Regions from separate parts of the Homo sapiens genome. Here region 2 is linked to region 1. Evidence: read pairs that join two places in POLR2A ChIA-PET (ENCODE). Cell type or tissue: Caco-2. All regions are shown on one strand. Links, peaks and the distances in the headings refer to the core of each region. The heading gives the core; the rest is flanking DNA.

The links. Peaks named below come from ENCODE experiments on the same cell type or tissue, not always from the same donor. Only the 100,000 strongest peaks of a DNase experiment are listed, where the experiment ranks them.
Region 2: POLR2A ChIA-PET joins it to region 1 with 5 read pairs; 8 of 35 experiments call an interaction of 5 or more read pairs at or near these places.

Annotation. Positions count from the first base shown.
Region 1 is chr17:17,017,268-17,025,064 of GRCh38, forward strand. No RefSeq gene overlaps it. Among named protein-coding and RNA genes, the nearest start is that of MPRIP, 21 kb to the right of the region's middle. RefSeq lists an enhancer at 2,505-3,452. In Caco-2, for the core only: no CTCF peak of the experiment used is centred there; DNase peaks (open chromatin) are centred at 3,054, 4,094 and 4,454.
Region 2 is chr17:17,094,186-17,101,982 of GRCh38, forward strand. All of the region lies in intron 3 of MPRIP (myosin phosphatase Rho interacting protein), which reads left to right. Among named protein-coding and RNA genes, the nearest start is that of MPRIP, 56 kb to the left of the region's middle. RefSeq lists an enhancer at 1,503-2,089. In Caco-2, for the core only: no CTCF peak of the experiment used is centred there; a DNase peak (open chromatin) is centred at 2,446.

The DNA of each region.
Region 1 (7,797 bases), core at 1,779-6,778:
GGGGACACATGTGGGTCCAGGAGACCCTTTCTGAATCACTGTTGAGGGTTCGTTCTTTCTCTTGGCAAGCACTCCTCAATGGCTGGATTCCCCAGCTTACAGGCAGGGCTGTGCCATAGTGAGCACCAACTCCACATGCAAAGGCAACCATAGCTGCCCTGTAGGCCAAGGACAGAGGAGCCTGTTTGGGGAAGTGGGGAGGTGGCTTGGAGAAGATGGCCTGGAAAGACTAGCTTGGGTTGGGGCATGGCAAGTGCAAAGGCCCTGAGGCAGGTGAGAATGAGCATTTTGAGCATGGAGGCCACAGGGAGAGGGTCCCACGGGCAGGGGTGTCGATCAGAGAGACCATCCTCCAACCAAGACCATGTAACCAAGACCTGGCAGAAATGGAAACAATGGGCAAAGAGCCTTCTAGGCAGGGGAAGTGGCCCAGGGAAGGCCGTGCAGTTGGAAGGAGCCGAAGCGCTGCAATAAAGTGTGGCTCCAGACTGGCTGGGACAGAGAGAGTGAGCCAAAGCAGTCAGGCAGGATGGCTTGGACACAGGTGGGATCCTGCTCGTTGGTCTGACAGGCTTTTATTCTGAGTGTACCTGGGAACACTGTGGTGGCCATGGTGTTTCTAGCAGGCAGGCCGTGGCACTGGGTGAGAGATGTGACTATGTGGGAGTGAGCACTCCTTCCATGGCCATGAAAAGGGCCTTAGAGATTGTGGCAGAAGCTTTCCCAGTACCCACACCCCAGGCCCGGCCACAAGGATATGGGCCGTGCTTCTGGCTGCCTGGGGCTTTCTCTGCGACACATTGCACCCCACGGGGAACCGCAGAACCAGCTCCATCACCATCAACCCAGAACTGCTGGCAGCCAATGCCCGTGAGAGTTGGGTTCAACACCCCAGCTGGCTGGCCGGGCTGGGGAGCCTCTGAGGTATGTTCTGCTCCCCCAGGGAGGGAGCTCCATGTGCCCACAGCGCTCCCTGTCACCCCCTCCACCCCGCCAGGAAGGGATCCTCCCCCAGGGATGGAGGTTCAGGTGCCCAGAGTGCTCCCTGGCACAGCCTGCCTCGGCTCTTTCTCTTGCCTGCCTCACTTCCTGCCTCATTTCCTGACTCAGCAACTGGTGTTTTCTGGACCCCTCCACATACGCTCAGATCCTCCTCTCAGGTCGGGGGAGCCCACCATAGCCAGGGCTCTTCCCAGAGACATACATGTATCCCCACTCTCAGGCCCTAGCCACTCGATGTCACCTGATGTTCCTGAACTATGACTCCCACAAAAGGTTGGGATCCATCCTTCCTGCTCACCGCTGAACCCCCAACTCCAGGCAGAGCCCCTGTGCATCGCAGACTCCTGGTAGGTGTTGTTGGAGGATGGTGAGGTGGGCCCTGAAGGCCAGGGAGGCTGAGGAAGAGTCCCCAGGCCAGGGAGAGAGAGGCTCAGCCAGACCTCCTGGGCCAGGAGCCCTCAGACCTCCCGCAGGTGAGGGACACGCTGTTCTGAACAGAGGCTGAGTGAGTTCTGTCCACAGCAATCCTGTCGAACCTGTCTGGCCGGGTACAGAGCTTCAGGGCCCATATCCACGCTCAGGGGCAGGTGTCCTCAGGCGAGGACCATCAGGCAGCTTTCCCCCTCCAGGGCCCCTCCCTAGACAGGGCTCACACCAGACTTGCCCAGGGCCACAGCCCAGGACAGAGTGTTTGGCCTGTCTAAGGCCCAATATAGATTCCAGAATTCATTCATGGTTGCTGAACATTCCAGTTCAGCTGGGGACATGGGACGGGCAGGAGGGGTCTGCTGCCTAATCTGATGGATCTTCCATCCTGGTGGGGCAGGGGGCAGATGAGAACCAAGTGGGCACACAGGGAGATGGGAACTCAAGGCAGGGGGATGGTGGCAGCTCCATGGGCAGCTCTGAGGGCCAAGGACAGAGGAGGTTGTTTTGGGGGAGTGGGGAAGGTGGCTTGGAGGGGGCGGACTACAAAGACTAGCTTGGGTTGGGGCATGGTGAGTGCAAAGGTCCCGAGGCAGGAAAGAATGAGGATTTTGAGGTCCTGAACAGAGGCTGGCAGTGGGGAGAAAGGACATGGCAGCGGGGGTGGGGAGCAGGCCTCAGGGCCAGGAAGCCATGGGGGCAACCAAGTGTGGTTCTGGGGGCATGGAGGAGCCAAGAGGAGAGGGTGAGGTGGAAGGTGGCCAGACTCGATTTGTGTTTTTAGCAGACTCTGCAGTCAGGACTTGGGATCTGGACCACAGGAAGGGAGAGCGACAGCTGGGATGTGACCATTTTCACTGCAGGGCACCTGGGAAGGGGAGAGGGCGTGAAGTGGCCCAGACGTGGCTTTCCATTGGTGACCTCGTGCCCCACTCTCCACTGCCCCTTTTCACTTAACACTTCAGGAAACAGGTTCAGAGAAGGGAAGGGAATGGCCCAAGGTCCCTTGGCCCAGAATTGTACCTAGACAGGTGCACCTGGTCCCAGACTGCTCTCTTCTCACCACCCCACACTGCCCCCAATCTGTCAGGTAAGAAACTTTGGGTGGGAAGGGAGAAGGAAATTGAACCAGGGAGGTGATTACTGCCTCTCACACACAACTGGGCAGCAGGCGAAAGGCCAGGCGGCCCAGCCCCCTATCCAGGGTCCCCAGAGCTTGTTATTGGTATGTTGTGCTCACCTCCCTGTCCAGGAGTGAGAATTGGCTGTGTCTGACTCCTTGGGAAGGCTGTGTCCCCAGCCTGGGCCCTGTGGGTACTTAGTCATCTCGCACCCCAGAGTCACTCTGACCCCCGATGTGAACTGACCACTGAGCTTCAACAAATTAAGGGCCAAGTGCAGGAACAAAGTTGGATCCCACCCTCTTCTGCTTCCTCAAGCCACGGCCCGGAGTGATGAGCCACCTCCGCTCTGACCTCACCTCCTCCCAGCTCCCTGACTCCTTCGGCGGGGGGCCTGGCCAGCTTGTTCGGCCACTCTGGGCTCCAGGCTCTTCAACTGGAAAGAGATGCTTGTGGAGTTCCTCATGGCAAGTCTGGGCAAGCCAGCCTGACGGCCAGCCTGCGACTCCTTGTCCAGAACTCTGTCAACTCCACCAGTGCCTGTCACGGAAACCGCATGGCCACCAGCTTCAGGTGACAGGCCTCTTGCCTGGGTGATGAGCTTCCCAGGCCCATGCTATGGTGTGCGCTTTTTCACAGGAAGAGGATCGAGAGCAAGGGTCCCATTCTGGTGGTCCTCAGCCCGCATCTGGCCCACAGATGTTTAATTGGGCTGACATAATATATAGTTTTACCTTTTTTTTTTTTTTTTTTTTGAGACGGAGTCTCACTCTGTTGCCCAGGCTGGAGTGCAGTGGCGCCATCTCAGCTCACTACAAGCTCCGCCTCCCAGGTTCACGCCATTCTCCTGCCTCAGCCTCCCGAGTAGCTGGGACTACAGGCACCCGCCACCACACCCGGCTAATTTTTTTGTATTGTTAGTAGAGACAGGGTCTCACCATGTTAACCAGGATGGTCTCGATCTGCTGACCTCGTAATACGCCTGCCTTGGCCTCCCAAAGTGCTGGGATTACAGGCGTGAGCCACCGTGCCCGGTCTAGTTTTACATTTTTAATGCATTGCCAACATTTGAACATGAGTAGCTTTCACACAGAAAGATGGCTCTTTGGCTCCTCTGAAACACTGGACGACCGGGTGCCCTGCAGGGCCACAGTGAGCCAGAGGTGGGGGACATGGGCTCCAGACAAATCCCATGCCGAGCAGACCATGCCAGCCATCAACACCGCAGGCCTGGCCCTTGGGCATTGGAGTAATGGGTCTAGAATTTCCTTCACATTGTCAAAGGAGCCTGTGACCCAGAAATGGTAAGTAAGGTCCGATTCTCACCAACAAAGCAGGCATGACCTCAGACAAGTCCCTACCCTGCTCTGGGCCTCAGTTTCTCCTTTAGTGAGGAGGTGGGTGAGGGTCCTGTCCTCCTCCGGGAACTGGCGATTTGGGAAGGCAGAGACATTCCCAGAATCCGCCGGAGTCCTGAAAACACCCACGCCCTTTGTCCCAGCAATCCTGAGAAAGGCCACACTGATAAAGCTGTGGGTGGCCAGATGACAGCATTCTTGGGCCTCAGACGAAGTGGGAGGGGCCCACCCGCTTAGCTCCTCATAGCCCAGGGGAGCGGGGACAGTGCCTGCTGGGGCCGTGGGCAGCCCGGTGCCAGCCCCTACTGGCATTTCGATGATGCCACAAGTGCCGTGCCACAGCAGGGAGCCGCACAGTCATATTTTGCAAGGTTTTGAGGAAAGAATGCCAGTGTGGTAGGAGGGGAGACCAGTCCCCTCCCTCCCACCCCTCTGGGCTCCATCTGAAGCTGGTTCCTGAGAAGCACGATTGTGCCTTTTCACTGAAGGAGGGGCCCCCAGCTGTACTATGGACTTACTGACTTGTTTCCCAGCTCAGCCTGCCCCGGAGCAGAGCTAGGCAGGACCTTGGTGAAGAGGGTGCAGGGCTGGCCTGGCCTGGTCATGACACTGGGATAAGGAAGCCTGCTCTCCTCCCACCACTTCCAGCTCACAGGGGAATCTGAAACAGCCTCTCCTTTAGGGCTAGGGTTGCCTTTCAGCCACAGCGCCTATAAACCCATCACGGCACAGTGTTTGCCAGATAAGGCATCATCTTGGGTGAAAAATGTAGATTTTTCATCCTACGCAAGTAGGATGAAATCCAAATGGACTTATGGAGACACAGACACCTTTGTTTCAACACCTGGCCACAAGGCCCCCCAAAAGCTTCTATAAACAAAAGGGCTGACAGACCTAGCTCATCCGGTAGGCCCAGATCTTCCTTGCCCGGGGTGCCATGCAGGCAACCCACCCCGGGCTAGGGCAGTGGAGGCTTGATGACCAGGTGAGCTTGGGAGTCCCTGGGCAGAGGCAGGTCTCAGTCCCAGGGCCTTGGGTCTGCTGCTGGGTGTGATGAGTTAATAAGGAGGGCATGGTGTGCAGAATGAGCTCGGGTCCTGGCCATGGGACATCTGGCCAGCACTGTGCCCCTTGGAGCCCATCTTTCCATGGGATCATTAGAGTCCTTCTCTTGCAGCTGTTGGGAGAATGAAACACAAGGAAAGCCCAGGACCAGTACCAGGCACAGGGTCAGTGGCGACAGGTGAGACCACTCCATGTCCCCAGACACATCTGTCCTCTGAGCCTTTCACCTTGGGCTTGCCACTGGACTATCTCTCAAGTAGAAGGGGCTATGGGCGCCCCTCCCTGGTGGTCAGCAGTGGGGTGACCACCTCCTAAGGCAGTGAGTTCCCCATCAATGCGCGTGGCGGTTACTGAAGTGGGGCTGGGGCTGGAGCTGAGCCTGCTGGCTGGGAGAGGGGAAGGCTGCAGTGGCTGGGGAGCCAGGTCCAACCCAGCAGCCTGGTGGCCCCTTCCCACTCTCAGGGAATATCCCACACCTTCCCTGAGCACTGCCTCTGGGCCAGGCCCTGCTGGGAAGGGAGCTGAGAATACCACAGACTGGTCCCCACCCTTGTGGGGCTCATAGGCTGAGGCTGCTAAGTAACATCCCTGTCCCTGTGACACTCGGAACAGGAAGTCAAGAAAGAAGGTTCAGGAATCCTTTGCTGTTTTCCTAATACCAGACCCATCTTTTTCTTTAGCATGTCAACAACTCCCCTCCCTTCTGCGCCTGGAGATTCCTCTTTCTCCTTCAATACATATTTTGAAATGATATTTATTAACATAAAAATTATAAAACCTTTCAAACATCCAGAAAAATATAAGGAAAAATACCAAATATCCATGTTCTCACCACTTGGATTTAACACATGTGAACATTTGCCATGCTTCAGATCCTCCTTTTAAAACAAAATTGTATGACACAGCAATTGATGAACGGATCATCAGTACAATGGACTGTTATTCAGTCGCAGACAGGAATGATGTGTGGACTTGCCATGGTGTGCATGAGCCTCGAAGACATGATGCTGAGTGAAGGAATCAGACACAAAATGCTGCAGATTGTCTGATCCCATGTATTGAAATGTCCAGCTCAGGCAAATCCGTGGAGACAGAAAGCAGGCGAGTGTCTACCAGGGGCTGCGGGGAGGGGATGGGGAGTGACCACTTAGTGGGTACAGGGCTTCCTTTTGGGGTGAAGAAAATCTTTTAAACTTAGGTCATGGTGATGGATGCACAACTATTTTACTAGAATAAAAAATCACTGAATTGTACAATTTAAATGAATGAATTTTCTGGCATGGGGATTGTATCTCTCTCTCTCTCTTTTTTTTTTTTTTTTTAAGATGGAGTCTCTCTCTGTCACCCAGGCTGGAGTGCGATGTTACAATCTAGGCCCACTGCAACCTCTGTCTCCTGGGTTCAAGCGATTCTCTCACCTCTGCCCCCTGAGTAGCTGGGACTATAGGCACCCACTACCACACCCGAGTTAATTTTGTATTTTTAGTAGAGACAGGGTTTCACCATGTTGGCCAGGCTGATCTCAAACTCCTGACTTCAAGTGATCCACCTGCCTTGACCTCCCAAAGTGCTGGGATTACAGGCATGAGCCACCACGCCTGGCGAGTGGACTGTATCGCAATAAAAATGTGCATTAGTCTACTAGGGCTGCTGTGGCAAAATACCATGGACTGGGTGGCTAAAACAAGCAATTTTCTCAGAGTTCTGGGGGCTGTAAGTCCCAGATCAAGGTGTCTGTGGACAGGGCCTTCTGAGGGCTGTGCAGGAAGGCTCTGTTCTGGGACTGTCTCCTTGGCACGGTAGCGCTGTCTTCCCCCCATGTCTCTTCTCCTTGTCTTCCCTCTATGCACATCTCTGGGTCCAAATTCCCCCCCACCTTTTTTTTTTTTTCTTTGAGATGGAGTCTTGCTCTGTTGCCCAGGGTGGAGTGCAGTGGCACAATCTTGGCTTCACTGCAACCTCCGCCTCCCGGGTTCAAGTGATTCTCCTGCCTCAGCCTCCCGAGTAGCTGGGACTACAGGCACCCGCCACCACGCCCAGGTAATTTTTGTATTTTTAGTAGAGACGGGGTTTCACCATATTGGCCAGACTGATCTGGAACTCCTGACCTTGTGATCTGCTCGCCTTGGCCTCCCAAAGTGCTGGGATTACAGGCGTGAGCCACCATGCCCGGACCCAAATTTCCCCTTTTTATGAGGGCACGGGTCATGCTGGATAAGGGCTCACACTACTGACGTCAGTTTAACTTGATGACCTCTGTAAAGAGCCCATCTCCACATAGAGAGAGATAATTATTGCTCCTGTTGCTGTGGCTACTGATGCCATTTGGGGGATTCGTGGCAAGAAGGATGAACTGAGAGCGTCCGCGACATTGGGATCCAGGCTGGCAGCATCTTCCTGGCCGTCCGAGAGGGCTCTTTTCCCCGCCTGGGTGCCTGATCCTACCTACCCTATGCCCTGTGGCCCCCAGTGCTAAATTCCCGAAAAGCCTGGTAGGCCCTTGGTGCCACGAAGCCCCCGAGATCCCAAGTACAAAGCACAGGCAGAAACTGTAGGGGCAGGGGGAGCCACGGCAGGCCTCGGAGAGCTCGGGGAAGGCCACACAGCTCTGGGCTTCCGCCTGCTGTCCAGAGGCTATTAGTAAGGACAGAGCCTGGTGCCAGAGGTCAGGGCAGGTGGGAAGCAGGAGACCCTGAGGCACCCCATTCCTCGAGCAGGGCTCCAGCCAGGCTTGTTGGGAAGTACTTGACTCCATCCCCCATGCCCCACATGGGTAGGCCCCTCTCCCTTGGGTCAGGGCCAACCACATGGTCCTGCTGAAAGCC
Region 2 (7,797 bases), core at 1,796-6,795, 77 kb after region 1:
AATGCACAGGGAGGAAAGGTTTTGTGGCCTTGCCTGTCTCAGGATGCCTGTCCTGTGCACACTCTTGACCAGGAGCTGGACTGGCTGTAGAATGTTAGATGGGACCTAATTTTCCTTGGAATTTTGAAGGTGGTGTTCATTTTTTAACTTTATCATTGGTATTGAGAAGTTCATATGCAAGGGTCTGATTCCTGATCCTTTGCAAATAAACTGAATTTTCCTTCCGAAAACTTTCAGGAGCTTCTCTTTATCCCTTGAGTTCTAAAATTTCATGAAGATATGCCTTGGTGTGGATTTGTTTTGTTTTATTAAGCTAGAGGCTTGTGTATATTTCAGTGTGGGAAGTTCTGACCTTCTAGTCCAGAGTGTGTCTTATATTTTCTTCCTCTGGTAATTTCTTTCTTTTTTAACTCATCCCTCTCCTCTCTTCACTGTCTTTTTTTTTTTTTTTAATGGAGTCTCGCTCTGTCACCCAGGTACAGTAGCACAATGTTGGCTCACTGCAACCTCCGCCTCCCAGGTTCAAATGATTCTCCTGCTTCAGCCTCCCAGGTAGCTGGGACTACAGGTATGTGCCACCATGCCTGGCTAATTTTGGTATTTTTGGTAGAGATGGGGGTATCGCCATGTTTCCCAGGCCAGCCTCAAGCTCCTGGACTCAAGCAATCTGCCCACCTTGGCCTCCCAAAGTGCTGTGATTACAGGAGTGAGCCACTGTGCCCATCCTGGTAATTTTTTTTTAAAATTTTTCCTGGTCTTTACTTCTGAAACTCCTGTTATTTGGCTATTACTCCTTCTGACTCGATTCTCTAAGTTTATTGTCTTTTTCTGTGGCTTCGTTTTGCCTGAGATCACATTAACCTTGCCTTCTAACCCTTCTGTTGGGGTCTGATTCCACCTATTGAATTGTTAATTTCTTAGAGCTTGTTTTTTGTTTTCCGTGTGTCCTCTTTTGTAGCATCCTGTTTGTGTTTCATGGGTGCAGTACTTTCTCTAATCATTTCAGTTATTTTGAAGTTGTATTCTGTCTCTGGTCTGACTTTCATTCTCCTAGTTCCCTTTCTGTTTGTTATGGTCTTGGGCTTTCTCGAATGAGTGGCGACCCTTCAGAAGGAGGCTGTGTGTGTATATGGGGTGCGTGTAGGAATATCGACTGGCAGGCTTTGCCTTAGAAGGACAGGCAGGCAGGGCACCAGTTTGTTTTGGGAGAGACCCTAGAATGTCCGCACGTACGAGCCCTCTCGTCTCCATTACATGGAGAATGACAGTTTTAGGAGGTCTTTCTCTTGGGCTTGTTGGTTTCCCCTGATAGGAATTCTCTCATCTCCAATCTAGGAAGACCTGTGGGCAGCAGAAGGGCTTGGGATGAGGGACTCAACTTTTAGGATGCAGACTTTCTTGGACTTTTCCTGCTGTTAGTCCTTCACCCCTACTTCCCCTGCCCCCTCAGCTGTGCCTGCTGCCCCTGACTCTAGGGGCCCTCCTAGGGCAACCCTCCGTGCTGGTCAGTATATAGGATTCTCTGGCCAGAGCCAAGCCCTGGGATCTGCCTGCCCTTGTACGGGTGCTGATCAGTTCTCCTGCTCTCAGCCCTGCCCCTGCTGTTGGAGTCCCCTCTGCCCCCAGGCCCTGAGCTTTCTGGTGTCTGCAGCAGTGCCAGCCTGCCTCCTCCTAGCTGTCCTCAGGAAGCTTCTTCCATGCCACCAGGCCACTTTCCATGTATCCAGCCACTTCCCACTCAAAGTTTACTTGATATCTTATATCTGCTCTTGTCTCCTCTCCAGCTTTTCATCCTTGAGAGTTTATACCTCCCCCCCACACACACTTTATGGTCATATTAATTAGGGTTTTAGCAGGCAATTGAACATTCTGGTGTGTTAAGTCACCTGTGTTTAACTGGAGGCCCCTCTGTGTGTCAGGAACTGGCCCGCAGCCTGTCGACACGTGTTGGTGTCCATCATGGGCATATCGTGCCTGCCTTGTACCCACCTGTTTCCATGCCACTGTTCCCTGTCCTTTCCCACACTGTCCCCTGTGTGGGTCATATTGTTGGTCTGGGCCTGTGTAGCTCTTTGTGCTTGGCAGGGTGTGTGTGTGTGCAGGGTGTGTGTGTGTGTGTGTGTGTGTGTGTGTGTGTGTGTGTGTGTGTGTGTGTGTCTCAGAGTCAATGCACATGCCTGCCAGGGGACCTGTGTGTGTTGGCATCCTGCATTAAATGTACCATCTATAATTTGCTCCAGTACCTTGGAGAAAATTTTATGAGGAAAAGATACTTTCATAAATAGTTGAAATTCCAGATTCTTCTGGTTGGAAACCCAAGGGTTAATGATGACTGTTGTTCCAGAAAGGTTGGAGGGAGAGGAGACAGTTTATCTCATTTCCCTCTGGTGAATAAGGCCATTTACTGATGGGGCCCAATCACCTACCTGGGACTAACAATAAGACCCTTGTTGTTGACTGGGCAGGTTCCACAGCTGATACTCCGGCTGCCTTGAGCAATACCATCAGGCAGATCTGGGGCTCAGCCCTGTCCTTACCCAGGGCCTCAGAGCACTAATATATTTTCCTTTTCCTCACTCCAGATGTCTTCCCAGTGACTCTCCTTGGGGCCTGGGGAAACCACAAGGGAGCTTGGATTCATTCACCCATTGCTGCCTTGCTGTGTGCCTCAGAGGGGCTCAGAGGTGGAAAATAAATATGAAAAAGCATCCTTGTCTTCTAGAATCTCGTCGGCTGCTGGGAAGACCAAGGGGCCAGCCATCGCAGGGAGCATAAGCACTGAGACAGGCACACGTGCCTGCCCGGCTATCGTAGCCAGGCTGGCAGCCTTGCAACTCCCTGGGGAAGAACAATCTAGGAACATTCTGGGGTGTGGAGCAGGAAGGGAGTGTCACATGCAAAAGGCAGGATCAGCCAAAGCAGAGGGGCTGAAGAAGCAGTGATTCCCCCACCTAATGTCAGAAGTAAAATCAGTTCATGGTGAAAATTTGGGGAAACAAAATCATGCAGCAAAATTGCCTATTAAACCCCACACGGAGGTAAAAATCGGTTCATATTGTGGTTATGTATCTATTCTCTTATGATGTGTATTTATGTGCTTATGTAAGACCTAAAAACAATAATTTTTAAATAAACCAGTTATTTTTAATAAGAATATTCTGGCCAGGCATGGTGGTTCATGCCTGTAATCCCAACACTGTGGTAGGCCAAGGTGGGCGGATCGCTTGAAGCCAGGGGTTCCAGGCTGCGGTGAGCTAGGATTGCACTACTGCACTCCAGCCTGAGTGACAGAGGGAGACCCTGTCTCTTAAAAAAACAAAACAAATTCTATCTCACAATTCCTTTCCTATCCTTCTATGCATGGTCTTTAATAGCTACACCCCATTCCATTGGGTGGCTGTATTTGATTCCTTTATTCTGTACTTTCGGACATCCAAGTTGTTTTCAGATTTTTACTTTTTTAATATGATGCTTCAGAGAACATTCCTGGAAGTAATGTTGCCAGTGCAGAGGTGCAAGCATGTTTGAGACAGCTGATAGTTACCTCTGTCCAGAACTGGCTCACTCCCAACAGCAGCAGGAGGCACCCAGGGTCTCTCACTTTCCTTTCAATTTTCCTTTCTCCACATCCTACCCCCAGATTTGTCTGACTTTTCCAGAGGCTATTGAGAGAAGCTTTTTGAGTGAGGCACCACACAGATGTTTAAGACTAAGTTTGTGGTCTTTGAGAACCGAGGTAGCCTGACCCATTGGAAGCCTGCAGATAATTGAAAAAATCTTATTTTAGATCCTGTGTCATTCTTCTGCTATCAAACCAGAGCCAGCAGCAAAGGAAGCTGGGGGTGATGGGCCTTCATCCACCTGCCATGTTGCCTCCCTGCGCTGCTTCTGCCAAGAGTGGGCTGCTGGGGGTGTCCTGCTGGGGCCAGGCACCAGGGTTCCAATGCCAAGTAGTGGCATTCACGCACCTTTTGATAAGCGAGGAAACCGCTGGCAGCAGGAAGAAAGGTAAAGCAGCTCCAGGGAGCTCAGCGCTCAGCCTCAACCTCTTTCCCCAGAACCTGCGCCTGCCCACTCCACCTCCAAGGCCCCTCACTCTCCACCACCCATTTGGCCTTTTGGAATTGGGACTGGAATTGTTTCCAGCTCCAGAAGGCCCCTGCCTGCCTAATTCCCATGTCTCTAAAAATATCTGCAAGCCTCTTCCCACCCAGGCCTGTCCCCACAGAGCCCACTTCTCTCCCCCGACCCTCGGCTAGGGGAGGAAATGAGATCTCCCTCTCTTGACAGGATTAGAACGGAATAAATACGAAAGGCTGAGTTTCCAGAGTTGAAAGGGTAGGGCTGCCTTTGTCGGGTCCGGAGGGCTGGCGTGGCATCGGTGCAGGCCCACACTCGGAGGAGGGAATCCAGGAGAAAGAAGGAAGGGGAAAAGAGCAAGAACCCCTTTCTCCCCTCTGCATATGGGATGGCCAAGAGAAGCCAGGCCCTGCTGTGGGTCCCCGGTGGGAAAGAAGCTGGCTCCCAGGGCTCCCAAGCCCCAGCCACGCCTGGTCAGCACAGGCAAAAGGAGTCTGTGGGAAGCCTCCAACCTCCAGGCTGCCTGAGGCCCCTGGAGCTTTCTCAGGCATTCCTAGATTGGGACAGAGCCTCAGACCCCTCCCTGCCCCACCCCCCAGCATTGGATGCCTGCCTAATAGAGGCTTTATTTATCTCCACATTTTCCCAGCTCTGTATAAAGAGACAAGCACGTGGGTGAGGCCTACAGATATTCCAAAAGCAGGGGGTAGTGGGGTGGGGGATGAAGAATACGCAAGGATCTGCTTCCACCATCCCCTAGAGGGGCTTTGGAGGGAGGAGGGTGGGCTAGGGCAAAGGGTCGATGTGCAAAAGGCTTCTTTTCTTTCATTTTCCCCTACTCAGAAACCCAAAAATAGCCATGTCAAAGGCACATACATTGCAAATAGCAGCCGAGAAGAGCCAGCTGAAAGCCATTTGCTTCTCCCTCCCTCCTCCCTGGACACACTCCCCGTCCTCTGCAGTCCCCTTCTTTCCAGGCTCTTGCTGGGCCAACCAGTCCTGCAGCCTTGTAGGGTCCAGCACCTCCCTATAGGGTTACTGAGTTGCATCTAAATTCACTTAATAGGCGGTCACAGCTTTTTGTGAAAACCCATGAGGAAATGTGAAAAGTCCTCCTTTGGTTCACTTTTCTTGCAACTTTGAATTTTCCTACTAAGAGTCCTTAAAGTGAAGCAAACCTGTAGCTAAAATGTAGACAAGAGCCAGGCACAGTGACTCAGGAGGCCAAAGTGGGAGAGTCAGTTGAGGCCAGGAGTTCAAGACCAGCCTGGGCAACATAGCAAGACCGCTGTCTCTACAAAAATTTTGAAAATTAGCTGGATGTGGTGGTGCATACCTATAGTCCTAGCTACTTGGGAGGCTGAGGCCAGAGGATCGCTTGAGCCTGGGAGTTGGAGGCTGCAGTGAGCCTTGATTGCACCACTGCAGTCTAGCCTGGGAGACAGACAGGGAGACCCCATCTCTTTTTTAAAAAAAATGTAGACAATAAAAAATATATAAAGATTGGATTTGATCTCAAGTCAAGAGGAGTGGTCATATGCAAGAGAGTAGATGCCATGAAAATGGTCTGCTGTCCCAAGTGTTTTTCCCAATTATAAAACTAACATATGTCTTGTACAAATTTTGTAAAAATTATACATTTTGTGAAAATAGGTAAGCACAAAGATCAAAAGATGTTTTCCAGGAAGAATCAGATGGGACATCTCCACCTGATGTCACTCGTGGCAGGCAAGGGGACACTTATCCTTGTGTGGTGGTCTCCTCCTGGGATGGCGCTGGGTGGGGAGGCCCACCTTTTGGAGGTCCTTTGGTGGCTCTGACCAGGCTCCACCCTGCACTATAGCTGTCCTGGACGGCGGGTTGAATAGAAGGGTACAGATTTAGAATTGACTTGGAAACACGTTAATTTGGAAGCCTACCTTCCCCATTCCAAAGAGATTCTGACTTGAGATCCAAGGTTTCCAGAGCGCCTCAATGCCCTTCCTGAATCACCAAGTTCAGTCTGGCTTGGAGAGCATGGCACGGCTGACCCAGTGAGTCCAGGGTACAGAGGCCAGACTCACAGCTCATTTCAAGCTGGGCTTTTTCCCCCTTGTCGAACCAGTCAAAACAAACGAAATTGGATTAGTCTGTCTTCAAGCACTTTGTCAGAAAATACATGAATTGGTGTGTGTGTGTGTGTATTTCAGTTCTGCCATCTGTTGGCTCAGGGGTCCCCAGTGCCCAGGCAGGTCCATGGCTTATTAGGAACTGGGCTGCACAGCAGGAGGTGAGTGGCAGGCGAGCTAGCATTACTGCCTGAGCTCCACCTCTTTCAGCATTAGATTTTCATAGGAGCGTGAAGCCAGTTCTGAACTGCACATGCAAGGGGTCTAGGTTGTGTGCTCCTTATGAGAGTCTAATGCCTGATGATCTGTTACTGTCTCCCATCACCCTCAGATGGCACCATCTAGTTGCAGGAAAACAAGCTCAGGGCTCCCACTGATTGATTCTACATTATGGTGAGTATGTAATAATAATAGAAATAAAGTGCACAGTAAATGTAATGCGCTTAAATAATCCTGAAACCATCCATCCATTCCCTGTGGCCCTGGAAAAACTGCCTTCCACAAAAGTGGTCCTTGGTACCAAAAAGTTTGGGGACCACTGCATTAGCTAACCTTGAACAGTTTTGCAATCTCACTAAACCTAAATTTCCTCATCTGTAGAATGGGGAGAATAAGAACAGTTTTTTAGGATGACTGTGGATTTAAACCAGAACTCAGTGGAGCGCTATATCCTGTCTTCTCTGCCACCCTTCTGCTTCACTCAGGGAATTTATCTTAAGAGTTGGGGAGAAGGCAGGGGAACCTTCTGCCATGTCCTGCTATGCTTGTGTGGCCCTCTGAGCAAGGGAGAGCCTTGCTTCACCCTCAATAAAGTATCTTCCTGGTCTCAGGCCCAGTGACACCTGCCAACTGGTTAAGAAGCAGAGTTTAACATTTCAGTAATGTTATATCCGGATATTAAGAAAGAAAAGGCCGGGCCTGGTGGCCCACACCTGTAATCCCAGCACTTTGGGATGCCAAGGCAGGTGGATCACCTGAGGTCAGGAGTTCGAGACCAGCCTGGCCAACAGGATGAAACCCCATCTCTACTAAAAAATACAAAAATTAGCCAGACATGGTGGCAGGCGCCTGTAATCCCAGCCACTCAGGCTGAGGCTGAGGCAGGAGAATCGCTTGAACTCGGGAGGCAGAGGTTGCAGTGAGCTGAGATTGCACCACTGCACTCCAGCCTGGGCAACAAGAGTGAAACTCCATCTCAAAAAAAATTTTTTTTAAACAACAACAACAAAAAAAATATATATATAGTTACTTCAAAGAAAAACCTTCAGCAACATTAAACAGTAGTGTAGACAGCAGTGAGGACTTCAGTTGTGTATATATTTTCCTGCCTGGGGAATTGTTTCCTGAGGGTAGAGTTCTAGAAATAGAATGGAAAAGGCCCGTAGGGTAGGTACTGCTATGGCTCCTGTGGCAGGTTTGCAGACTGCTCAGGCAGCTGCAGTTCAAGTGCCCTTTCCAGGCCATGGGCTGCCTTCAAGCCATGCCCAGAAAGCCTGCCTGCCTTGGCTCTACATCCTGATGTCCAGGAGGTCAGGCTTGGCCTAAAAGAGGGCTGGCTTACCCTTGGCTCAAATGTCACCCGCAGGGAGCTGGGGGCTGAGGAAGAGGA